Regions from separate parts of the Mus musculus genome. Here all the other regions are linked to region 4. Evidence: chromatin contacts called from ENCODE Hi-C or POLR2A ChIA-PET data. All regions are on one chromosome and are shown on one strand. Each heading gives the region's core, a stretch centred on a gene start or an enhancer-like site at or near the end of the contact. The rest is flanking DNA. Distances are from core to core; before and after follow the strand shown.

Region 1 (3,820 bases), core at 1,223-3,722, 180 kb before region 4:
AAATGAGAAGTGAGTTCCATTAAATCTTTCCGTGGGATTTTTTTGGGGGGTCAGGGTCTCACATAGCCCAGGCCAGCCTTCAACTTCATATGTAATTGAGGACAACTTTGAATTTCGGATCCCCCTGCCTCTACTTCCCAAGTACTGGAATTACAGATGTGTGCCACCTCATCTGGCTGAAGTCTATTAAATCTTGACTCAATTTGAGCAAGAGAAGCGGAGCATGGGAGAAAGAAAGCCTACCTGGGTGTGGCAGCCAAAACCAAGGTGCATCCGAGGGCTCAGACAGCTGCAGAGGGATAACACTCGTACCCACAAAGGCAGAGATGAACCACACACAGGCCACAGGGGCAAGCACCTAGAAGAGCATCAATATCTTTGTGTTTTTTGTTGTTCACGTATCCCACAATGGGCTGAAACTTTCTTTTCTTTTTTTTTTTTTAAGATTTATTTATTATTATATCTAGGTACACTCTAGCTGTCTTCAGATGCACCAGAAGAGGGCGTCAGATCTCATTATGGATGGTTGTTAGCCACCGTGTGGTTTCTGGGATTTGAACTCAGGACCTTTGGAAGAACAGTCGGTGCTCTTAACCACTGAGCCATCTTTCCAGCCCCGGCTGAAACTTTCTAAGTAGCAGAACTTGAACTCCTGAATTTTCCTGCCTCCACCTTCCCAGTATGTACCTCACCTGGCCATGCACATCACTATGCCCAGAGTCCCACCTACCTACCGAAAGGAGTCGGAAGACGGGAATACAAATGTGAGTTGAAGTTGAAGATGGCCTCCAGGAGCAAAGGGGTATCTGGCATGAACCCAGGTGCTGAGAGCATACCACCATGAGCAGGATGAGCCTAGGAAAGAGAAGGGAGTCAGAAGTATCAGAGTTGCAGGTCAGAAGCATCAGATTCCTGAATGATGACCATGTGAGTGTGCAGAATATCATAAAAGGAGGTCCCAGGGCAGAAATGCCTCATGGAAGGGGTAGGGAGGTACCCTGAGGTATCATACCACGTGACTATGAATATCAGCGAGACTGAATAAATTAAGGGAAAGCCTTGGATTCCAAATCCAAAAACTGTCATCCCTGCTCAGGTGGCTCTGGAATCTGAGCAGCTCTGCCCTCCCTCAGTCTCTACACCTACTGGGCTACCACCCACCCCTCTCAGGACTCACGTACAGCAAGGCCAGGCCCCAGTGAGCAGAACAGAACTGGGCCACCTCCTTGTGGGCAGAAAGCCCTGCCACAACCAGGCTGGGAGCCAGCACCAGTGGCCCACAGTAGGGGAACACACGGCCAGGCACCCCTAGAAGTCCTATAGTGCCCTGCAGCAGCCCGGACACCACCACTGCCCCCGACACCTAAGGGAGTAGAGAGGAGGACAGATGAAGAAATTCCACTCAATCAACTATCTCCGAGGATAAGCCCCTGCCTAACTCCTCCCCTTAGCATCAGTATCTAATGATGGGAACAAGAGCCTCTCCAGGCTGGGGCCATCCAGTCCTTCTGCTGTCTTCTCCCAGGCACTCACCTCTCGGAGAGAAGTGTTCCAGAGCTCCAGGCCATGGCAGCTTCTTGTCAAACTACACAGGGGCAGTGAGAGGGAGGCTGGAAGTTTGGGGTACAGAAAGAAGATGTAGATGGAACAGAGGCTCTGTGTTCTCCTGTCCTAGCTGATGCCTGGCATAACCCCAAAATCTCTACAATGCCCAGGACCACCCAACCTCCAGCCCCCGTGTACCTCTGCCACTAGCCCACCTTTGCTTTGTACTAACCATTTCCAGGTGTCTTGGTCGTCAGAGGTAGCTTCTGGTTTGTCAGCACCAGTGCGGGGATAAGAAACTCTAGGGACGGAGCCTGGATTAGAGGTAGCCTGTAGGGACAGCAGCCCCAGCAGGTTTGGAAACATGTGGCAGTCAACAGGATTGCCCTAAATCTCTTCCTGAGAGACTACACCCTCTCTCAACGGAGTTCCCCTCACCTGCTGCCCATCCAAGTCTGCAGGACCGTAGACAGGCCACATGAAAAGAAACTGGAAGCCAGGAGCTGAGCGGGTGGGTATGAGAGCCCTCCTGGGGGAAGACCATGAAGCAGCAGCAGGTGGGAGGCCCAGAGCAAAGATGCCAAGACCAGGAAATGCTGGAGATAGAGGAATGGAGAGGGAGGAGCTTTCGAAATACCTATGTGTAGGTTTCTCATGACTCACTAACTCCCTCCAAATAGCCACTTCAGATAGTGCCAACTCCTACCGCCTCCACCTCCTACCTGTAGAGCCAGAAGACAGCTGAGCCCCCAGGTGGAAGGCCCACACACCCGAGAGGCCCAAGAACGGGAGGAGGGATTCTGGAGAGGGGGTAGCAGTGGTGGCAGGGGAGCAGGGGTATCCTGGTAGCCCTCAGATAGAAGTGGAATGGGATGGAGAGGTGATCGGCTCATGCTGCCCTGACTTGATTGCGTCTTGGCTGCCCCAGGCTAGTTGAATAAGGAGTAAGAGATCAAGAGTTTGGGTGGAGTAAGCTGCCTACGTGGGTGGGGAGTCGGGGGTGTCAATGAAGCGGAGAGAAGGGATAAGGGTTTGGGAGCAGGACGTGGCTCTTTCACCTTTGCCCAGCTCTTGTGCAAATTCCATCAGCCATTAACCTAGCAGCTGAGTCCTGGACCCCTCCCTCAAGAATGTTCATCTATATCCACTGCTTCTAGACCAGGCTCTGGAGATGAGGGTTAGGGAACATCTATCAAAACAGTCTGAGGAGATTGTGCAAGCTACCTCTTGTCATCAACACTGAACATCGCTTCAGTTAGGTACATATTTTTCAGCCAAACAAGACATGCCCCAGGTCAGTTCAAAACAAAACCTGTGTGTAGAACGCCCTCATCCCTTATGACAATGACCACCGTAGATAACGAACTCGGTGTAAGGCAAGAGCACTTGACAGCAATGTGTATTACAAAATGTGAATGGGCACAAATCAGAAGACAATGGAACGGTCTGCTGCCCACACCCATAAATAGGATGCTGTGGATGTGACAGCTACATTGCCAGCCGATAATGACACTTTACTGGTAACTCAGATGTCATAGCCATTGGTGGACCTGGTTTGCTATACTAGTGAGTGAACTTCTGGAAAAACATTGAACAAAGTATATTTATTTACTTTATATTTCCCTGCAAACTGAGGCTATTATTTTTGAGATTATCATTACATTATTTCTCCCTTCCCTTCCCTCCCTCAAAAACCCTCCCGTATGCCCCTCCATCTCATTTTTCAAACTCATTGCCTTTTTCATTATTACATGAACATATACATGTACATGTTTCTAAATGTAACCTGTCAGCTTGTATAGTTATTCCTATGTATGGTTTCAGAGCTGACCATCTGATATCGGATGATCAATCAGGATGCTATCTCTGGGGAAGGCAAACCCTCCCACTCGAAGCACTCCTTAGGTACCTTTGTGTTGGGTTGAGGCCTCAGGTTTCTTTTTTCTTTCTTAATGCACAAAAGTGTTTACACTTAAAATATAACATTAGGATTGGGTAGGGTTGGTGGCACATGCCTGTATCCTGCCGTTCTGAAGGCAGATGTAACCAGATAGCAAGTTGCAAGTACCAGATTAGCCTAAACCTCATGAGACCATTTCCAAAAGCAGGTCCTCCAGGCTCAGATTTTCATATATGTGATGATGTCTTGGGAATTGTTCATAGTAAAGGAGGTTTTAAGCCCTTTAGGATATCTAAGCATCCCACTCAGGCTGGGGGAAAAAAAAAAAAAGCCAGGAGAAACCTCAAAGGTTATGACAAAAGGTCAGTACATTTC
Region 2 (3,932 bases), core at 1,374-3,873, 150 kb before region 4:
CTAGCCACCAGAGGTAGTGGAAAGGAAAGATTTATAGGACAAAGGGAGATGTGGGCCTCTTTGGGAGGATTCCAGTCTTTATTGTCAGCATATCAGCAGTTCAATTCACATGAATCAGCAGTGGTACCTTGATCCACTCACAAACACCATTCACAAATCAGCAACAGCAGTTCAATCCAGAAGAAACCCTGAGGCTCTGCAAATTGATCCAAGTCCAAAGAAGTGGCAAGCCAGAATATTATGAGAACGAGAAGTTATCTGGTGCGTTTCTCTCTATGATGTCTCGAAGTCACAACAAGCAATGATCAGCAAAGAAGGCAAGATTAACCAATGCCACAGCACTGTTAGTGAAGATCTGCATCAGCAAAGTCAAAGGAAGACCAGTAAAGAGTGACAAGGCTAACCAATGTCAGAGACCGGTGGATTATACTTCTACTCTTTCCAAATATCCACAAGTCCTCTCAAGTATCCACTCCAGCAAAACATCACATGCCCTTTTTCCAGGCAGTTTCCAGAAAAATACCATGTGTCTGTTCTCAGCAAAACATCCTCTCATAAGACAGCTTCCGGAAAAACATCACACGACACAACTGAGTCTCCAAAGAAGCCAGAAATGTCTACTTCAACCTGGCTTCTGCTTTTGACTTTTTATTAGAAGGCTGAGGATTTAACAGAGGGCCAGAGAAATATAATTTTTTCCAATGAGATATACTATTTACACAAAATTAAACTAAACCACGTAAAATAGGTTTAGACTTTTATTATTCTTTTTCCCAATTTCCTAAGTGTTTGTACATAATCATGTTCGCATGTATGTGGTCAAATGTGTGGGGAGGTGTGGACATGTATTTGTGTGTATTTGCATGTGTGTGGTCACACATGTGGGGAGGTGTGGACATGTATTTGTGTGTATTTGCATGTGTGTGGTCACACATGTGGGGAGGTGTGGACATGTATTTGTGTGTATTTGCATGTGTGTGGTCACATGTGTGGGGAGGTGTGGACATGTATTTGTGTGTATTTGCATGTGTGTGGTCACATGTGTGGGGAGGTGTGGACATGTATTTGTGTGTATTTGCATGTGTGTGGTCACATGTGTGGGGAGGTGTGGACATGTATTTGTGTGTATTTGCATGTGTGTGGTCACATGTGTGGGGAGGTGTGGACATGCATTTGTGTGTACCCTGAGGCTTGTGGCTGATGCTGGGAATCAATCTGGCAGGTTGAGGTTGCTCTTCCTCTTTATTCATTGAGACTAGGCCTCTCAGTCGAACCCAGAGTTTGCTGATATAACACAACCAACAAGCACATGAGTGTGGCAGGCATGTAAGTCGGCAGATGACCCAAGTCAAGGTGTTTGGGTACAGTTAGAGCTGAGAACAGGGCTTCTGCCTGAGGTAGCCAGGAAAGACTGTCTTAATTTCTACCGGTCTTAGAGTGAAAATCAAAGGAAGAGGAGGGGAAAGTTGAGAGGCAGAAACTGGTTTTTTGTTTGTTTGTTTGTTTACTTCACCTGATTACTTGTTTCCACGTCTAGACCTACGGGAAGGTAGAGTGACTACCAATTCCAAGTAGGAGAAGCTGTGTGAGAAGCAAAATGTGCTGAGCCAGGAAGGTCTCAGTCTGTGGTTCCTAAAGGTGTACACCAGTTTAATGACTGCCACTCTTCAAAAAACATTCCAGAACCCCTGAGAATGTGCTAGGCTAGTGTTTTTCAAGTTGAGACATACTAGAAATGTGTTACCATTCCTTCTGGAGCTCCCCTCTGAGTCAGAAGTCCTAGGACCCAGGCATCTGTTTAAAATAGCTATGTAGTGAGTTTCACCTGAGACTGTTGTACTTTAGGTATTATGTGCCAGGCAGGGCCCAGTATGAAACAGGTAGAGCTGATCCTTGACTCTTTGATATATTTTAATTTTATCATTGAAGGGAAGGGTGTGCAGTTCTCTTGGGTTTTTCGTCTTCTCTCCTTTCACTATGGATGTCTCTTTTCACCAGGTAGTCCCCTTTGTGTGGCCGATGCCTCTCTCTCTCTCTCTCTCCCTCCCTCCCTCACCCCCGAGCCTGGGTGTCTCTATGTAGTCTTGGCTGTCCTAGAATTCGATATGTAGACCATGCTGATGTCGAACTCACAAAGATTCACCTGCATCTGCTTTCTGAGTGTTGGGAGTAAAGGCTTGAGACACTGTGCCAGGTTGGTGAACAGCTGATTTCAATGAGGTGACGTGTAAACTGGGATGGAGGGGAGGAGAAGACAGAGCAGGTGTGCTCAGATCATACCGACAAGGGCTAGGGATGTCTTAGAGGGTGAACATCAACACTAAAACCTGGAGAGGAATCTGCACCACTGAGAAACACTGTAACTCCTCACAGAAAAGAGGTAGCCTCGGTCTGGAGAAATGGCTAGAGAAAAGTAAGGTAGTGACGAAGTGAGCAGGCTAAAGGCCGAACTGCTTCCAAACCACCCTTGTCCACCGACACGTCCATCTTTGCCTTCACTGGTTGGTTCTGAAAAAACTCTTCTAAGCTTTACACCCGCTCCCGGGCGTGGCTCAACTCTTCTGGGACTCTCCGCCTGCAATCTACTGTTGCCCGGGATGGACCCGCCCAACGTGATGACGTCAGAGCGCGCGAGCCCTCGGGAGGAGGAGTAGGGGCTGCGGGCCGGCGGACGCTCAGGCTTCGGTAACCTGTGCTGGGCGGGGGAGAGGAAGGGGCGGGGCGGGGAGCCCCCCGGAGTTGCTGTGTTGCGGACGGGGCCCGGAGCGGGAGTCCTTGGCACGCTCAGCTCTCGTTTCTTCCCCGCAGCAGGCCCCGCACGGCCAGGCGATGGAGTTTCCGGACCTCGGGGCTCACTGTTCCGAGCCGAGCTGTCAGCGCTTGGGTGAGGGGCGGAGCACGCGGGAGGCGGGGCCGGACGGCTGGGGCTGGGGACTGCAGGTAGGGCCAGGAGGGTGAGCACTGGAGCTGGAAAGGCCAGGAGGGCGGGGCTCGAAGTTGTGGGCGGAGACTAGGGGCGTGGCCAAATTGATCGTGTACTGTGAAAGAGGTACAGTGTGTTGCAAATAGGGCAGAGTTTTTCCTACCTGAGTAGCAGCTTTGCGCAAGAGGAAAGGACATCTAAGTTTCCTTTGAACCCGCAATCTGACCCATTCTCTGTAGATTTTTTGCCACTCAAGTGCGATGCCTGCTCGGGCATCTTCTGCGCAGACCATGTGGCCTACGCCCAGCATCACTGTGGATCAGCTTACCAAAAGGTGAGGGGGCGATCGTGAGGGTGGCAGGGGTTGGTGTATGGAGAGGAGAGCGGGTGCAGATGCTTTCAGGATCTGTCTATTTTATGTTTTCCCCTCTTAGTTATTGTGTTTCTAAGCCCAGCACTGGGTAACTTTGTTTTTTGTGTATTTGTGAGTGGTATATCCGGGTTCTTTAAGAGATTGCTTGGCTCTCATACTGACTCCTGACCCTTGACTATAGGATATCCAGGTACCTGTGTGCCCTCTCTGTAATGTGCCTGTGCCGGTGGCCAGAGGAGAGCCTCCTGACCGTGCTGTGGGAGAGCACATTGACAGAGACTGTCGTTCTGACCCAGCACAGCAAAAACGCAAGGTAAATAAATAATGGAGGGGTTAGTGAGACAACCCAGCGTAGTATACGGACATCTGCAAACCCAAAAGGCTAGCTCCATGGGGGCCAGAGGAGAAGATGAGTTTCCTAAATAACAAACCCTGTTTCATCTCAGATCTTCACCAATAAGTGTGAACGTTCTGGCTGCCGGCAGCGGGAGATGATGAAACTGACTTGTGATCGCTGTGGCCGAAACTTCTGCATCAAGCACCGTCATCCCCTGGACCATGAATGCTCTGGGGAAGGTCATCAGACCAGCAGGGCAGGGTAATTACCACCAAATAGCCAACTTGCTTTGCTTCAGC
Region 3 (3,482 bases), core at 212-2,711, 230 kb after region 4:
ATGTTCTCAGACAAAGGAATAATACTTCCCTAGGATGGTTAGTGTAAATTGTCAACGTGATGACATCTAGAATCACCTCAGAGGTGGGCCATGCCTATCTGGGATTCTCTGGATTGATATGGATAAACTGGCTTTTTGTTTGTTCCGTTGATAGGGTTTTGTTGTTGTTTTTTGAGACAGGGTTTTAATATGTAGCGCTGGCTGGCTGGAACTCAGTGTGTAGACCAGGTTTTGCCTTGAACCCCTAGAGACTACTCAGCCTTTTTCGTTTGTTTTTGTTTTTCGAGACAGGGTTTCTCTGTGTAGCCCTGGCTGTCCTGGAACTCACTCTGTAGACCAGGCTGGCCTCGAACTCAGAAATCCGCCTGCCTCTGCCTCCAAAGTGTGGATATTAAAGGCGTGTGCCACCACTGCCAGGCTCTCAGCCTTTTAAGCGATGGAATTAAAGCCGGGTACCTCCATGCCCAGCTCTCAGAAGATCCATCTTAGTTGTGGCAGGATCATTTCTCTGGCCTGGGGATCCTGAACTGTTTGAACTGATTGTAGATGGGATGCGACCAGCTGCTTCAAGCAATCCCCAGGGCTCTGTGTGTACACTCTTCCCTTGGGTAGGGCTGAGATCTCGCAGCGCAGGGGTCAGAGCAGCTTCTACTTTGTACATGCTTCTCTCCCCTCCTTCCCACCCCACCTTCTGCTGACCCCCAGTTCTTCTCCCTTTGTTTGTTCTAAGGTGTAGGGGTCTGGCTTAAACGGACTGTCATTCAGGGCTTTTATGAGCATGGGTTATTCTAGATGCCCAGTTTCAGAGACTCAGAGAACACTGGGGGTGGGGGGTGGGGGTGTCCAGGTGCCCTTTGCGAACATCTCTCTGACCTTGGAAAGTGAGATAGGTCCTCCACGGTTGGAGGAGCAGGGGCGGGATTCGGGTGGAGGAACAGTGAGAGCTTAGCCACAGGATTTTAGAGTGGTTGGCCCAATTGGAATGCCCCTGTTTCAGCTGCCTCTGGCTACTGATGGGTAGATAATGTGCCAAGGTCAAATGGTGGGTGGCGCCCAGCGCCAGAAGCCAGCCTTTGAAGGGCATCAGTTGAGCTGAGGCTGGAGGTGTTGAGGGCAATGGCTTTCAGGGGTCTCTGATCTCGTGTCCAAGCTGGAGAGGCTTGTATGTGCGAAGAGGGTCTCCTCCAGGGCTCCTGAGGGAAAGGGAGGGGTGGCTAAAAGCAAGGTGGAGGAGTGTGTTTGAGGGATTGTGGGAATTTAGGGCCGTGCACCCGCCCCTCCTCCCCCCCCCCCGCAATGCGTGGGGCGCCTGGAGAGGGGTCTTGCGGGCAGGTGGGATCCTGCGGGGACCCGAGCGCGGGGCCCACGCTGGCCTGGTCGGGGTAAGTCAGGGATCGTCCACTCCCATTGTGCGGCCGGGCGGCGGCGGGCTGGCACAGCCGAGCGCTAGGAGGTGGAGCCGTGGACTGCAGGCTCCGGCGCCTGCGTCCGCCTGGCCGGGCTCTGCGCGGCGAGAGGCCGGACGGGAACCCGGCAGCCGCGCCCCGGAGCTTGCGGGGAGGGACATGGGGCGCGGCGGCTCTCCCAAGCCCCGCAGGTTCCGGAGCCCGGAGGTACTTAAGGGCAAGGCGTGGGCGCCGGGCCGGGTAGGGACAGCGGACTAACATGGACCGGGTTGGGCCTCGGAAGGGAGAGCGGGCTGGGCACCGGGATGGAGCACCCCGGAGGGGGCCCACCAGCGCAATTTCTGACCCCGCCCTCCTTCCTCAAGGCTCCCCAAGAGGTCTCTGCAGCGCCCCCTTCTTCTCACCCAGGGTTTGGGTCCCATAGTGATTGAGAGACTCCTAAGTCTTCAGTCTTCAGCCCTGCCATGGCTAATGGGGTGATCCCGCCGCCCGGGGGCGCCTCCCCCCTACCCCAGGTGACTGATGCGTGGGGGTGGGGTGGGGGAGGAGGGGCAGGATGGGCGGGGTGTCCTCTGGATGACCCTGGGACCACCAGATCCAGATGTAGAGCTGTATTGGTAGTGTAGAGGAATAGGGGGTCTTCGGTATTTCATGCACTTGTGGCTGGTGCTCCCACAACCTGGGGGGAAGCCCTCAGAGGGTGTTTTGGGGATGTTGATGCAGGCAAGGGTGAAGGTGTTGGGAAGGCCCTTGAAGTATGGAGTTGGGGTTGGGTGGGGAGTGTTCATGAACTAGGGGTCCTTAGGAGAGGCTATCTGGCCTGCAGGTCCGGGTGCCCTTGGAGGAGCCCCCTCTGGGTCCAGATGTAGAAGAGGAAGATGATGACTTGGGCAAGACCTTGGCTGTGAGCAGGTTTGGGGACCTCATCAGCAAGACCCCGGCCTGGGACCCCGAGAAGCCTAGCCGCAGCTACAGCGAGCGGGACTTTGAGTGTGGGTAGCCTGGGGACCCCTAGCACCCCAGCCTTCACCACCATCACCTTCATCGCCACCATTACTGCGCTCACCTCCGGCTTGATCACTCAGTGTCATCCTGTGCTGGACGCTGTGCTGGGCCACCATGCCATGTTAAGTCATCCTGCCTCTCATACCATCATCACCTTGTTCACCTGTCAGGGGAGATGTAGGGGAGATGCGCCTGAGGTCTCTCTCAGTGACCTTCATCGTGCACTGGGTCCCACTCACCCTCTGCCCCACTGTGTTTCCTGATGTGTCTTCCCTCAGCTTCTCTCTTTCTTCGGTACCACATCTCCCGACTCCCCTTTGCGACTTTCTCTCTATGTCACTCTTGTCCCCACTCCACCTGGCCTCACCAATGACAGGAGCAGGGATGCATAGTTGGGAGGGGTGTCCTGGCTCTAGAAGAAAGACTGGGGGTGCCTTTGTTTTAGATCTCACGCTAGAATAAGGTGTGAACTCCTTGTGGGGGAAGCCCCACTCTGCTTCAGGGGTCTCAACCCACTCTCCTGCACCTCCAGTTCACCGGCACACATCCCACCACACCCATCACCCGCTCTCAGCCCGCCTGCCTCCACCCCACAAGCTTCGGCGACCGCCCCCCACCTCTGCTCGGCACACCAGGAGGAAGAGGAAGAAAGAGAAAACCTCTGCTCCCCCATCAGAAGGGACACCCCCTATCCAGGAGGAGGGGGGAGCTGGAGCAGAAGAGGAGGAGGAGGAAGAAGAGGAAGAAGAGGGAGAGTCTGAGGCAGAGCCTGTGGAGCCTCTACCCCCAGGTCCCCCACAGAAAGCAAAGGTAGGGTCTCCTCATGGACAGAGGGCTGGCTGGTCAAGACCTGATGTGACCGAGGTGGCTCCTGAGTGATGAGTCTGTCCATGTATGTCCACAGTTCTCCATTGGAAGTGATGAAGATGACAGCCCAGGCCTTCCTGTCAAGGCTCCCTGTGCCAAGGCCTTGCCTTCTGTGGGCCTGCAGTCTGACCAGAGCCCCCAGCGCTCCGGCAGGTACTAGTCCCAGCTCCCTGGACCCAGCCCTCACTGAGCAGAACCCACTGC
Region 4 (3,855 bases), core at 453-2,952:
CACCCTCTCCGGGCCAGGGGAGCTTCTTACAGTGGCACCGAGAGGCCCTGGTTCAGGAGTCCCTTTCTCCAGCTCTTCCTGAACTGCTGTGGCAAGAATAGGGACTCTGTGGGGAAATGGGTTGAGAGAAGGGAGAGGGACAGCCATGAACTTCTAGTCCTCCGACTGATTCCCAGCGCACTCCCCAAATGGATAGAACTGGTTTCCAAACGTGGAACTTGACCACTAAGGGGTGGTCCTCTGTTCCCCAGTGCCATATCCCACCCTCACAGCCATCACAACCCTGGCTCGAATGTGGACTCACAGGTGGATCTCTGTGTTGGGCCCAAAGTTCTCATTGATATTTCGCTGCAGATGGATGGCCAGATGTGGGATGCGCAGGATGGGCCGTTCTATATGGACGAGCCTCTGCTCCAGCCGGCCTGAGGTAGGGCACTGTGGCCAACCGGCCAGGTCAGAACTGGGCACCTCCCAAATCCAGCTGATAAAATCCCTTACTAAACCCAGAATAATCATGTCCCCTCTTCCCCACGAGGACTCTTCACTGGTACACTTAAGAAATGGGAAGACATTCAAGCTTCAGGCTGCCGGAAGTGAGAGCCTCCCCAGTTCCTAGCCCCTCGATACCACCTTGATAATGACGCGTCCAGCCAAGGTCAGGTCCCGGTCGAACCATGTGCTCCAGATCCCACCGCCGTAGGTCTCAACACCGACCTGGTGGTAGCCCACCTGGCTTCGGCGCGATTTGCGTTTCACCTGAGCGTAAGAATGAGAAAAAAGGGAATGTCTGAAAGACAACATCTGGAAGGGAGACTCAGGCAGTAAGTTATACAGAGCAGATAGCACATCAGTTGACAGCTGAAAGTGTATGTGGGGAACATGAGAGCATGGGGCGGGTCTACCTTCTTCCCGGGACCTTGGGATAGGGCCTTGCAAACTCTACCTCCAGGATCTCTTCTTCCCAACCGCCCCCCCCCACACCTCCCTTCAGTCCAAACAAGTCCTAACTTCTTACCCTGAGACAGGGACTGTCCGTGTGGGCCCCAATGAGGCTGAAGCCATTGCCAGGAACATACTGGCCCCCCACAGCAAAAGCAATGATGGAGGAGGAGTTTCTGGTTAAGAAGTACTGGGGGAGAGAGTTGAAAGACAGGGGCGTGAGTTGCTTTATGATCCGGGACACAGGCCTTTGCAATAGTGTCTGCCCCCACGCTATCCCTTAGTACCTTGTTTTCTGGTACGATATCCCAGCCCTCTGTTTCCTTGAGTTCACGGAAGCCAGCCTGGAGGAGGCGGCTGCGGCACTCAGCCACGACTGTAGGAAAAGGGCTCTCTCAGCGATGGAAGTTGGTCAAGTCACTCCCACTCCTAGCCTCCCTAACCCTGGTCACCTACCGTGGAAAGGAGAGGGACTCCGGTTCACGAACTTCAGGAGCTCTCGGGCTGTGGCCTGGATGGCCTCTTTCCGAGCCCTGCCGTTCATAGCCATCTACAGGGAGAAGTGGAGAGTTCAGGTGGCTGCCGGGTCTAGGATCCCTCTTTCAGCCCCCTAGAAATGAGAGCCCCAAGGCTCAACCTCTGCTTCCGAGGACTTCACTGGCGACAGATGTGGATTCCTAGCTCGATCGCTCTCGGCTCAAAGGTTCAGTCCCAGGGCAAGAGGACCTCCACCCAGTTTTGTCCCTGGAGTACAGGATCGGAAAGGCCCGCCCCCTAATCAGATAATCCACGCCCCGCCCAGCTAGGAAATCCCGCCTCCAAGAGGACCTCAAAGCTGGAAAGGCCACTAGCCGGCGCGCCACCGTGTCCGGAATCAAAGCACCACTACACCTGTCCCTTAGCCCCGTCAGTCACTAGACAGCCCTTCCGGCTCCGGGAAGGTCAGGCCACCTCGGAGGGTTTCAGTTTTACTTTGAAACCGGAGTACGCCCGTGTCAGCGCCGCCTTAAGCTTAGCTCCGAAAGGGCGCGCGGCCTGCCACCGAGCCGAAGTGGAGGCGGGACCGGCAACAGCAACACACCTGCATAGCCCCACCGCACTCCGCTCCAGGAGCCGGACTCCGGCCCGCCCCTGACGCTCCGCTCCTCCCTCCCGGATCAGGCCTCGCCTTCGCCGAGCTGTGGGCTCCGCCTCTCGTCAGGCCGCACCGGGACTCCGCCTCTACCAGGCCTCGCCCCGCCCCCGCTGCTCCGCGAGCTCCGCCCCTGTCAGGCCTCGGTCGGGTTCCGCCCCCTCCCGCTACTCGCTCAGCTCCCGTCAGGCCTGGTTCCAAACACGCTGACTGCTCTGTGCCAGTCAGGCCGCGTCCCGCCCTCACTACTCCGAGAGCTCCGCCCCTGTCAGGACGCGTTCCGGTTCCGCTCCCGCCTCACCGACCCGCCTTCCTCCAATCAGGCTGCGTTCTAACCACGTGGACTAGTCAGCTCCAGTCACACCGCGCCCCGCCCCACTGTTCCACTAGCTTTGCCCCGTTAGGAGCCACGTCTCATGACCCGCCCTCATTGCGCCACTAGCTCCGCCCCGTCACGCCTACTCTCCAGACCTTGTCTCCGCTGTCCGGGCTTCCTTGGCAGGCCCCGCCCCTGATGCCTCTCTCGCCCCGCCTCCATCAAGTCGAGTCCTCCAGGCGTTGACCCCCCCCCCTCCGCCCTTTCCTTTGTCAGCGGCCTCGAAGCCGCTGCGAGGCGTTCCGCTCCTGGAGCACCCTCAGGCAGGACGGCCCACCGCGGCGGCGGCAGCGCGCTCTAGCGCCCCGGTGGTGTTAGCACAGCCGCTGACTTCCATGAGTTTATGTTATGATAAACGTTATCGTATGTAATTCTCACAATTTTACTGTCAGCATTTTGTAGACAACGGAATTATGAGAGTAATCTGTCTCTAGTTACAAATGGATGGCACAGCTGGGCTTATGACTCCATAAATTAGTGTGCAGAGCCTAGAACAACTGCAAGAGACTTTCGTAGGCTTTTTTCTATCCTCTTTGGTTAAATGTTATGCTACTTAGTAGGTCTCAGAGGAACACAGAAGTCAGTGACCTTTTCAACACAGCTGTTTGGGTGGCCCTGAGGTTTGATTCTGATACTCATGATTTTTTTTTTCTTTCAGACAGGATTTCAGTTTTGTTCAGGCTTTTCCAGAGCTCACTATGTAGCCCAGGCTGGCCTCAAATCCATGGCAATCCTGCCTCAGTCTTGCAATTGTTGGAGATACAGGCATGAGCCGCCCCTACTGGCTCTTTCTACTCCTTAAAGCAGTTGAGGGGGGCAATTCCAATATTATGTTTCCATGTCAAGAATGTTGAATAGCAATCTTAAAACTCATCCATACATCGATGGATCAGGACTCTTGTGGCTTTGAGGTTCAAAACAGAGTCGACCTACCATGAGTGTAAAAATAGTCTTTCCAGGGATCACAGGTCTCTGGGGTGGGGGTGGGGGGCATCTGTTGCTTTTATACTTGGGATGGAAATGAACAGGGATAGATTCTGGAAAGGTCCTGCCACCCTCACTTCAAAGGGGGCAGTTTCAAGATCCGTTCAGTGGGTGACAGACTACATCTGTGTAGCTTCTTAATCATCCTTTAGATATCATTGTATCCCTACTCATTTGTACAGTTAATTAATTACTCATTAATAATTATGTAAGTCGCATTATGTATGAAGCTGAGTGCTAAGTGGACCATGGGAAGGATGTTCTCATCTGTTCTCTAAGGTCTGGTTACGTGGGGGAGGGGCTACATTCTAAGCTACTGATAGCTAAAACAGGGTATGGTTCTCCATATGAGTGGGTTCTGCATCGTTGAATCCAACTAAGTATTTGGGGTCCTGTGTATTAACTAAGCAGAAAGTACAGACAT
Region 5 (3,480 bases), core at 500-2,999, 250 kb after region 4:
TCATTATTTAGAAGGAATTGGAAGTCCAGTGTTGCCCGGAGTCTCTACTTACCTGTGGAGTCCTGTTTGTGATCAGGAGTCTATCCACAGGCAGGAGTTGTTAGTGAGTAGGTAGCAGATTCCTACTTCCCTGAGCCTTCCAGGTTCCATCTGTGTAGTTAGATGCCCCTGTAGACTGCAGTGGTACAGGTGGAAGGTGAGCTGGCACGCTGTGCCTTCCTTGTGTGCTGTGACAGTTCACCATGAAAGACTGCTGCATCTTCACATTCTAGGTAGCTGAGGGAGATTGCTCAGCTTTCCAAGTGTTGGGTAGAAGGAAGCAAGTGGATGAGAGTTTAGGAAGAACAGACTTCTGGGAAAATTGTCTCCCAAGGAACTCTAGCCCAGACTAAAGCTTAGAGTGGCTAATTAAGAGCAGTGGTGTATTTTATGTTATTTTATTTTATTTTAGTGTGTGTGTGTGTGTGTGTGTGTGCTCACATGTGTGTGCATGTGTGTGTGTATGCTCTGACCGGCTTGTCGCCCTCTCTGTAGCTCAGGCTTTTCTCCTGCCCTCCTGAGTGCTAAGATTATAGGTGTGAGCCATTACAACTGGGACAGACATTAAATTTTGTTGTTCTTTTGAGACATAGTCTCTCTATGCAGCCCCGGCTGTCTTAGAACTCACTCTGTAGACCAGAACCTACAGACATCTGCTTACTTTGGTTTCTCAAGTTCTGGGATTAAAGGCATGCACCACCACACTCCGCCATAAATTTTTTAATTAAAAATTCTATTGTGTGTATGAGTATATTTCTGTGTGTATGTGTGTGTGTGTAAGTTAGAGAACAACTTGAGGGGGTTGGTTCTTTCATACCAACCACGTGGGTCCAGGAATCAAATTCAGATCATGAGGTGTGGCAGCAAGTGCGTTTATCTGCTGAGCCATCCTGCTGGCCTGTGAACATTTTTTAAATGATTACCTCGTGTCAAAGCAAATATCCACAGCCCTTGGCTCTTTTCACTTTTCGAGATCAGGCACTGTTTCCCCTAGTGGAGGAGGGCACAAGTAGTGGTGCTTATGATAGCTTGACATTGTATTTGGAGAGTCTGTCAATTGGTGGGTAGGTGTCTTTACATGGAAAGAGAAACTGAAGGAGCACAGCAGCTCTGTGAGTCTGCAGCTACAGGGTAAAGCCGAAGTAAATTTACAAGGCAAAGATAAAGGGAGTTGGTATAGAGAGAGAACTGGACATTCAGCAGGTGCATATGGCACAAATCACGACAATCATGTGTCAGAGGTATCAGAAATTGTTTTTCAGGCCAGGGGTTTACTCTGTATGTGCATTGGAATTGCTTAGTTTTAATAAACGTTAATATCTGCACCTTACTCTACAGGCTGTGTGTGTATGTGTGTGTGCACCTGTTAATAGTGATGGAACCCAGGGCTCATATATGCTATATGAACTGTGTATCTCAACTCTCACTTTAGCCTTTTGAAAAACATACCTCCCTCAATCTCGGAGAGTCTAACATGAAGTCAGAATTGACAGCTCCATCCTAAGCTTGTATTTTTTTTTTCCCTATGAATCGTTTTGGACCTCATTTCCATAACAGTTTAAAGTAATCTCATATTACTGCTTCTCCTTGCTACCGAAATGCAAATGCGCAGTTTGCATATTTATTTTCGAATGCCGCAAGGCAGGAAACCAAGCCTATTTATATTCTTCCGTTTTACCAGGTGACAGAGAGCCACACGTGACAGTTTGCATTGCTGGGGTTGTGATCTGGGAGCATCCTTTGCTGGTTTTGCGGTCACCGAGGGCATTGTGACTGAGTGGCCAGACTGTCAGGACTAGAAGCTGGAAATCTTGAATCCAGTTGGCAGCTTGGGCTATGCTGTCAATTCCTTCTGGGAGATATAGAATTTGGCTGCAGTGTCTCTTACAAGGACCCTGTTCTCCCAAATGACCTTGATCACTGTAGTTCTTGGGGGAGGTAGGAAAGAGGCTGCCCTAGGGAATTAATAGCTTCAGGAACTTCTTCCTAAAGCCCCTTCAGATTGAGCAGACTCTGGGGACGCCTTCTTTGATAGGTCTGAGAAAATCAGGAATTCTAGAGCCATAGAACATAAGATAGGAAAAGGATGTGGGGCCAGCCATGACCTTGGAGAACAACCGTGGGTCTCAGACTTAGCTGTAAGAGATGATCAGAATTCAACTAGATATTTTGATATAAAACTACCAATGATTAGTTTTAACGTCCAGAGTTGTATGATCTTATAGGTAGCATATAGAGATGACAAAATGTATATGGAAAGAATTAGAGATTCTTTTATATGTGCGTATGGTATGTATGCCTATGTATATGTTCATGTGTGTATGGGTATTTGTGCATGTGAAGTTGAGTGCCTTTTAAAAATCAGTCTCTACTCTATTTTTGGAGCTAGATCTCTGGCTGAATCTGGAGTAGCAGTCACTGGTCTGGCTAGATTCCCCAGGCAGCAAACACTACTCTTGTCTCTGATTTCTGGACCCCGGGATTCTAGACTTGTGCTGCTGGCTTTTTCACAGGGTACTGCCCATCTGGTCCAAAGTTTATGTGTCAGTACTTTATCTACTAAACAACCTCACCAGCCCAAGGACAAAAGAGTCTTTTTTAAAAATTTAATTTAATTTAATTTAATTTTATGTGTATGAATACAATGTTGCTGTCTTCAGACACACCAGAAGAGGGCATCAGACCCCATTACAGATGGTTGTGAGCCACCATGTGGTTGCTGGCAATTGAACTCAGGACCCCTGGCAGAGCAGTCAGTCAGTGCTCTTAACCACTGAGCCATCTCTCCAGCCCCAAAAGATTCTTTAGAGATAAATGAACAAATACATAGTTCTATGCTTTCAAGGTTAAATAAACACCAAATTAGGTGTAATACCTGGGTGGATATTGTGGACTGGCTTGGTAACCTAAGGGGATGCGTTGCTCAGCAACCTGCATCTTTAAATTAGAAATCGACTCAAACTAGGGCTTGATGAGTCAGAATTCTACTTAGTTTGTTAGCTTGTTAGCATCCTCAGTTAACCGAGAGAGGAAGGTACCATCTTCTTCATGGTAGACATTTTAGTAGCCCTGGGAGCAATTACAATTAAGGCTGCTAATGTTCAAGGGAATAAAAACTATCGTTTTAATCTCTTCAAAATAAACAATTGGTGCATATGTAATAGCTTACAGATATAATAGCTTACCTCACAACTTGAAAAAGACTTTGGCCTATTACAATACATCACACTTAGCATTCTACTGTGACATTTGTACTCTTCTTGCTATGTGTGATTCTTTTCAAGTTGACATCTAAGATTTTATCAACTTTGTAGCACTTAACAGAATTTATGTTTCACTGTTATATATATTTGTATTCTCAATTTATTAAGTCTATTTGAAAAATCACTTTTGTACCTTGGGAAGTTTGTCAGTCAGGTAAAGTACCTAAAATGGAATCAA
Region 6 (3,807 bases), core at 915-3,414, 200 kb after region 4:
TGTCTCTTAAATTTTGTTTTCAATTATTTCCTCTCAAAGTTTCTTGGCCCTGTATGTATTTAGTCTCCTAGATAAATTTTAGAATCAACTTGTCCGTTTCTAAGATGTGTTGGGACTGGGATCCAACCTGTACTGAACTGACACCGTTACAATCCTAATTGGTCTCATCCAAAGCATGATTTGTTGTCACTGGCCAGGTCACCAGAAGGTCCAGTTCTTGCTTTCTTCTATGGATCTGGTGCACGCTCAAAGCGTGTGCACTTGTTTTTGTAGCTTTGGTGACACAGGATTTTCTTTTTCCCTTTGATTAAAAGAAATTTTATAAGTAGCAATTTACAGAAGAATGTAACTTAGGCAAGAGAGGGAGAAAAAGAGAGAGAGACTTCTTTGGAAGGCAGCCAAGGCCTTGCCTGCAAGCCAAGGACAGAAAGGGGAGTGGGCCTCTCAGGGAGGAGGACAGGCCTCGGCTGTTTACTCTCTTGCTGCTTCTTTAGCTTAGCTTTCCCCTCCCCAATACAGTTTTGTTTTCTTTGATTTTTCTCTCGTTCACTTATCTGGAAGCTCGGTAGTGTAGGACAAACCTGAGTAGAGAGAGGGGCTACCCATGTGAATGGAGGATTTTCACACAATAACTGTGGACCACGGAAGCCAGGCCAAAAAGCAAAGGTTTCAAGGCACCACATCAGGATATCAAAAGAATGAGTTTTTGTTTTTTGTTTCTTTTTCTGCCTATGAGAATTTGGCTTGATACAGTTGACTTGATTGTTATGGCTCCTCCCCCATGGCCAGCTTCAGGTGATCGATAAACAAGGACTGACAGTTGCTATGTAATGGATTATCAATTGCACAAAATGTCCCAGATCCATGAGACGGTATATAGGAAGTTTGTTCAGGCTAGAGAAGCCTTCCACCACCTCTAAAACTGACTGACTCCAACTCTACTCTTTAGATTTTTCATTAAAAGCAAACACTTGCATGTATGAATGTTTTGCCTGAATGCCTCTACACCATGCATGTGCTGTGCCCATGGAGATGAGAAGAGATTGTACAACCACCTGGAACTGGAGTTACAGATGGCTGTGGGCCGCCATGTGGGTACTGGGACTTGAACCCATGTCCTCTGGAAGCCTAGCCAGTGCTCTAATTCACTGAGCCATCTCTTCAGTCCTACACTTCATGTTTAACTTTCTTGTGTTAGAAAGGATTGTTTCATAAAAGACATTCCCCTCCCAAGCCTAGCTAGTCACTCCATCCTAAGAAATGTTTTCATAATGTAGACCAGAAGTTGATGTCAACTGCCAGACCAAGAGCCAGGGTAAAAACTACAGTGGTGCTGGGTGGTGGTGGCGGCGCACGCCTTTAATCCCAGCACTTGGGAGGCAGAGGCAGCCTGGTTTACAGAGTTTCAGGGCAGCCAGGGCTACACAGAGAAACCCTATCTTGAAAAAAAAAAAAAAAGCTACAGTGCCAATTTGGAAGTAGAAAACTCAACAGTCTTGCTTTTGTTAATTATTGATATATTTTATTTTCAAATTTAGGAAAACCACTTTTAGTTAGGTGTACTGAGCTGTAAATACAGTTAAAAACAAAACAAAACAAATACAGGTTCAGGTCATTACCAGTGACTAATTTTTGTTTTTGAGATAGGATCCCACTATGCAGCCCTGGCTAGCCTGGAACTCACTATTTAGAGCTGGCTGGTCTTGAACTCACTGAGACCCTCCTGCCTCTGCTTCCAGAGCTCTGAAATCAGAGACCAGGGACCAATTTGAGAGTGTGCTAAACCCTAAGGAAAAATAAGTCTAGAGACTGAGGACTATGACAGCAAAGGGGGTTTGAGAGTGGCATCCCTGCCAGCCTTAGCCCTTCTGGCTGATATAAAAGAACTTCGCAAGGACAGGACAGCTATGTAACTGGAAGATCAGTATTTGTTTTGGATGAGTTCTTTTCCTTCTAATACAAGATCCCATTTCTCCAAGCTCTGCTTCCCCGCCCAGTCTGCAAACAAGAGTCAGGTTTCTCTCTCTGCCGAAGGGGCCACCCAGAGCCGAGCTAGACCTGGGGCCCCGTTAGGGGCTTAATCCCGGCTAGTTCCGTCCTACTGACACATCGGCTCGCCCAGGGCGTGGCTTCCGGTAGCGAAGGCATGCTTTCCGGTAGGTCCTTTGCCTTCCGGGGCGGGACTTCCTGCCCTAAAAGAGCCCGGCTGCCAAAGTGATTGGAGTGCGAATTACGCGGGCCCATGGGCTCCCGAGGCCCAATGCTTTTTGGAAAAGGGGTCAGAGAGATCGTTCTTTTTAGCTGATGCTTACTTTTTACATTGCGCGACGCCTCCATTTGCACGAAAGCTCTGGGCTTTTGTTGCCCACCTGAGGCTCTTCCGCTTCCCCTTTCCCCAGGCTCCGCCCCCAGCGTCCCGTGGCTATGACGACCGCTCCGCGGGATTCAGTAGTGTGGAAGCTGGCGGGACTTTTGCGGGAGTCGGGTGAGTGGACTTCTGGCTTATTTGGTTGGGAGTTCTAGGTGTGTTCGATACTGTCCAGAAACGCCGGGAATCACCGAGTCATTGCCGGCGGGGTCACGAGGTGCCGGCGTCTTCTGGGTGTGTTCCTTGTGACGCGTTGTTTACAGTCATGCCTTTGACAGTCTAAACTCTATCCATCTCTCATAGCACTTAACTCTCCAGAGGAAAGGGATCATTAATAGATTAAACACTTGCAGACAAGAACATAATCACTTGTACCGAAAGCCAAGTATAAGCACCTTAGACACCAGAGATTTGGAGACCCACATAGGTTAGTCCCAACCCTCTATCAGACTTGGATAAGTTTTTAGACCCTCAGTATTCTTCTCAGATAGGTTAGCATAGGGATTGTATTGAACGCAAAAGATAGCGGGATTTTAGTTAGCTTATTTAGTGCAGTGCATGCATGCATAATAAGTGTTCAAAAGATAGTGTTACTATAGTTGCTGCCCCAGTGCCTGGGCATGGCAAAGATCACTGTGTTGTTTGGTTTTTGTTTTTTTTTTTGTTTTGTTTTGTTTTTTTGTTTTGTTTTTTTTTTTTTTTTGAGACAGGGTTTCTCTGTGTAGTCCTGGCTGTCCTGGAACTCACTTTGTAGACCAGGCTGGCCTCGAACTCAGAAATCCGCCTGCCTCTGCCTCCCAAGTGCTGGGATTAAAGGCATGTGCCACCACGCCTGGCACTATGTTGTTTGTTATGTGGTTGCCATCATCAGCTAAATGATCACAATCATGATTCTTTGAGAGCTGGGGATATAGTTCAGTAGCAGAGCATATGTTTAGCATGTACAAAACTTTGACTTATAATCCCTAGCATCCTCCCCACACACACAGAAAGGAGAGATTCTTCTTTGAGCCCCGGCTTTCCTATCTGTAAGGTGGGGTTAATGGATGTCTTTAGGAGATAAGGATGAGATCTAGATGAAGCAGCTGTCATTTGGAATGTGTGACCTCGATGGCATTAGTGCTCCATATCTATATACTCCCACCATGGCATCCTTGGAGTCTCTTGATGGCAGTTCATTTTCTGGTTTGTGTTAATAATTACTCCCATGCTGTGCCTTTTCTAGACTTCCAGGGGACACCTTGAATTATGTGCATGTCTATACTCAGTGTCTAGTACATAGAAAAATCTCTTTGTAAGGCTGTAAGATTTATTATTCAGCAAAGATCTGACTTGGCTCCCAGGCTCGGAATCGTAGAGTTCATATATGATTGTGGGGATGGAATCACTTTGTGTCTTGATTATGGTGGTGGTTGTCATAATCTACACTAACAGAATAG

The links. Hi-C counts contacts between places; a loop is a spot of excess contacts on that map. ChIA-PET counts read pairs that join two places held with the same protein, here RNA polymerase II (POLR2A).
Region 1: a loop to region 4 is called in a map of regulatory T cell, with 4 times the contacts of the local background. The contact joins the promoter of Slc23a3 here to the promoter of Dnpep in region 4. A Hi-C loop is called at or near these places in 4 of 37 maps with a recorded cell type or tissue (T-helper 1 cell, T-helper 17 cell and regulatory T cell). POLR2A ChIA-PET finds 5 or more read pairs at or near these places in 2 of 5 experiments (Patski and embryonic stem cell).
Region 2: a loop to region 4 is called in a map of gastrocnemius, with 13 times the contacts of the local background. The contact joins the promoter of Zfand2b here to the promoter of Dnpep in region 4. A Hi-C loop is called at or near these places in 1 of 37 maps with a recorded cell type or tissue (gastrocnemius). POLR2A ChIA-PET finds 5 or more read pairs at or near these places in 4 of 5 experiments (Patski and embryonic stem cell).
Region 3: POLR2A ChIA-PET joins it to region 4 with 10 read pairs in Patski. The contact joins the promoter of Slc4a3 here to the promoter of Dnpep in region 4. POLR2A ChIA-PET finds 5 or more read pairs at or near these places in 2 of 5 experiments (Patski and embryonic stem cell).
Region 5: a map of v-Abl transformed pro-B cells shows a loop between it and region 4 (2.0-fold over the local background). The contact joins the enhancer-like site here to the promoter of Dnpep in region 4. A Hi-C loop is called at or near these places in 1 of 37 maps with a recorded cell type or tissue (v-Abl transformed pro-B cells). POLR2A ChIA-PET finds 5 or more read pairs at or near these places in 1 of 5 experiments (embryonic stem cell).
Region 6: POLR2A ChIA-PET joins it to region 4 with 18 read pairs in embryonic stem cell. The contact joins the promoter of Stk11ip here to the promoter of Dnpep in region 4. POLR2A ChIA-PET finds 5 or more read pairs at or near these places in 2 of 5 experiments (Patski and embryonic stem cell).

Annotation. Positions count from the first base shown.
Region 1 is chr1:75,131,418-75,135,237 of GRCm38, forward strand. Slc23a3 (solute carrier family 23 (nucleobase transporters), member 3) reads right to left here and starts at 2,473. Exons shown (of 12, transcript NM_194333.3): 1 at 2,268-2,473; 2 at 1,984-2,141; 3 at 1,778-1,875; 4 at 1,534-1,610; 5 at 1,182-1,363; 6 at 735-855; 7 at 244-358. The coding sequence starts at 2,438.
Region 2 is chr1:75,166,023-75,169,954 of GRCm38, forward strand. It overlaps Zfand2b (zinc finger, AN1 type domain 2B), which reads left to right and starts at 2,624. Exons shown (of 10, transcript NM_001159905.1): 1 at 2,624-2,685; 2 at 2,809-2,884; 3 at 3,163-3,257; 4 at 3,478-3,609; 5 at 3,743-3,894. The coding sequence starts at 2,830.
Region 3 is chr1:75,545,001-75,548,482 of GRCm38, forward strand. Slc4a3 (solute carrier family 4 (anion exchanger), member 3) reads left to right here and starts at 1,462. Exons shown (of 23, transcript NM_001357150.1): 1 at 1,462-1,613; 2 at 1,772-1,921; 3 at 2,233-2,398; 4 at 2,944-3,221; 5 at 3,316-3,431. The coding sequence starts at 1,871.
Region 4 is chr1:75,315,315-75,319,169 of GRCm38, forward strand. Dnpep (aspartyl aminopeptidase) reads right to left here and starts at 1,703. Exons shown (of 15, transcript NM_016878.4): 1 at 1,577-1,703; 2 at 1,396-1,489; 3 at 1,227-1,315; 4 at 1,016-1,129; 5 at 631-756; 6 at 305-435; 7 at 31-106. The coding sequence starts at 1,489.
Region 5 is chr1:75,564,087-75,567,566 of GRCm38, forward strand. No RefSeq gene overlaps it. Among named protein-coding and RNA genes, the nearest start is that of Slc4a3, 19 kb to the left of the region's middle. Within about 2 kb of position 1,750, at least 2 of the 3 ENCODE cell types and tissues checked have a DNase peak (open chromatin) inside an H3K27ac peak, as active enhancers do.
Region 6 is chr1:75,519,365-75,523,171 of GRCm38, forward strand. Stk11ip (serine/threonine kinase 11 interacting protein) reads left to right here and starts at 2,165. Exons shown (of 25, transcript NM_027886.3): 1 at 2,165-2,278; 2 at 2,400-2,485. The coding sequence starts at 2,425.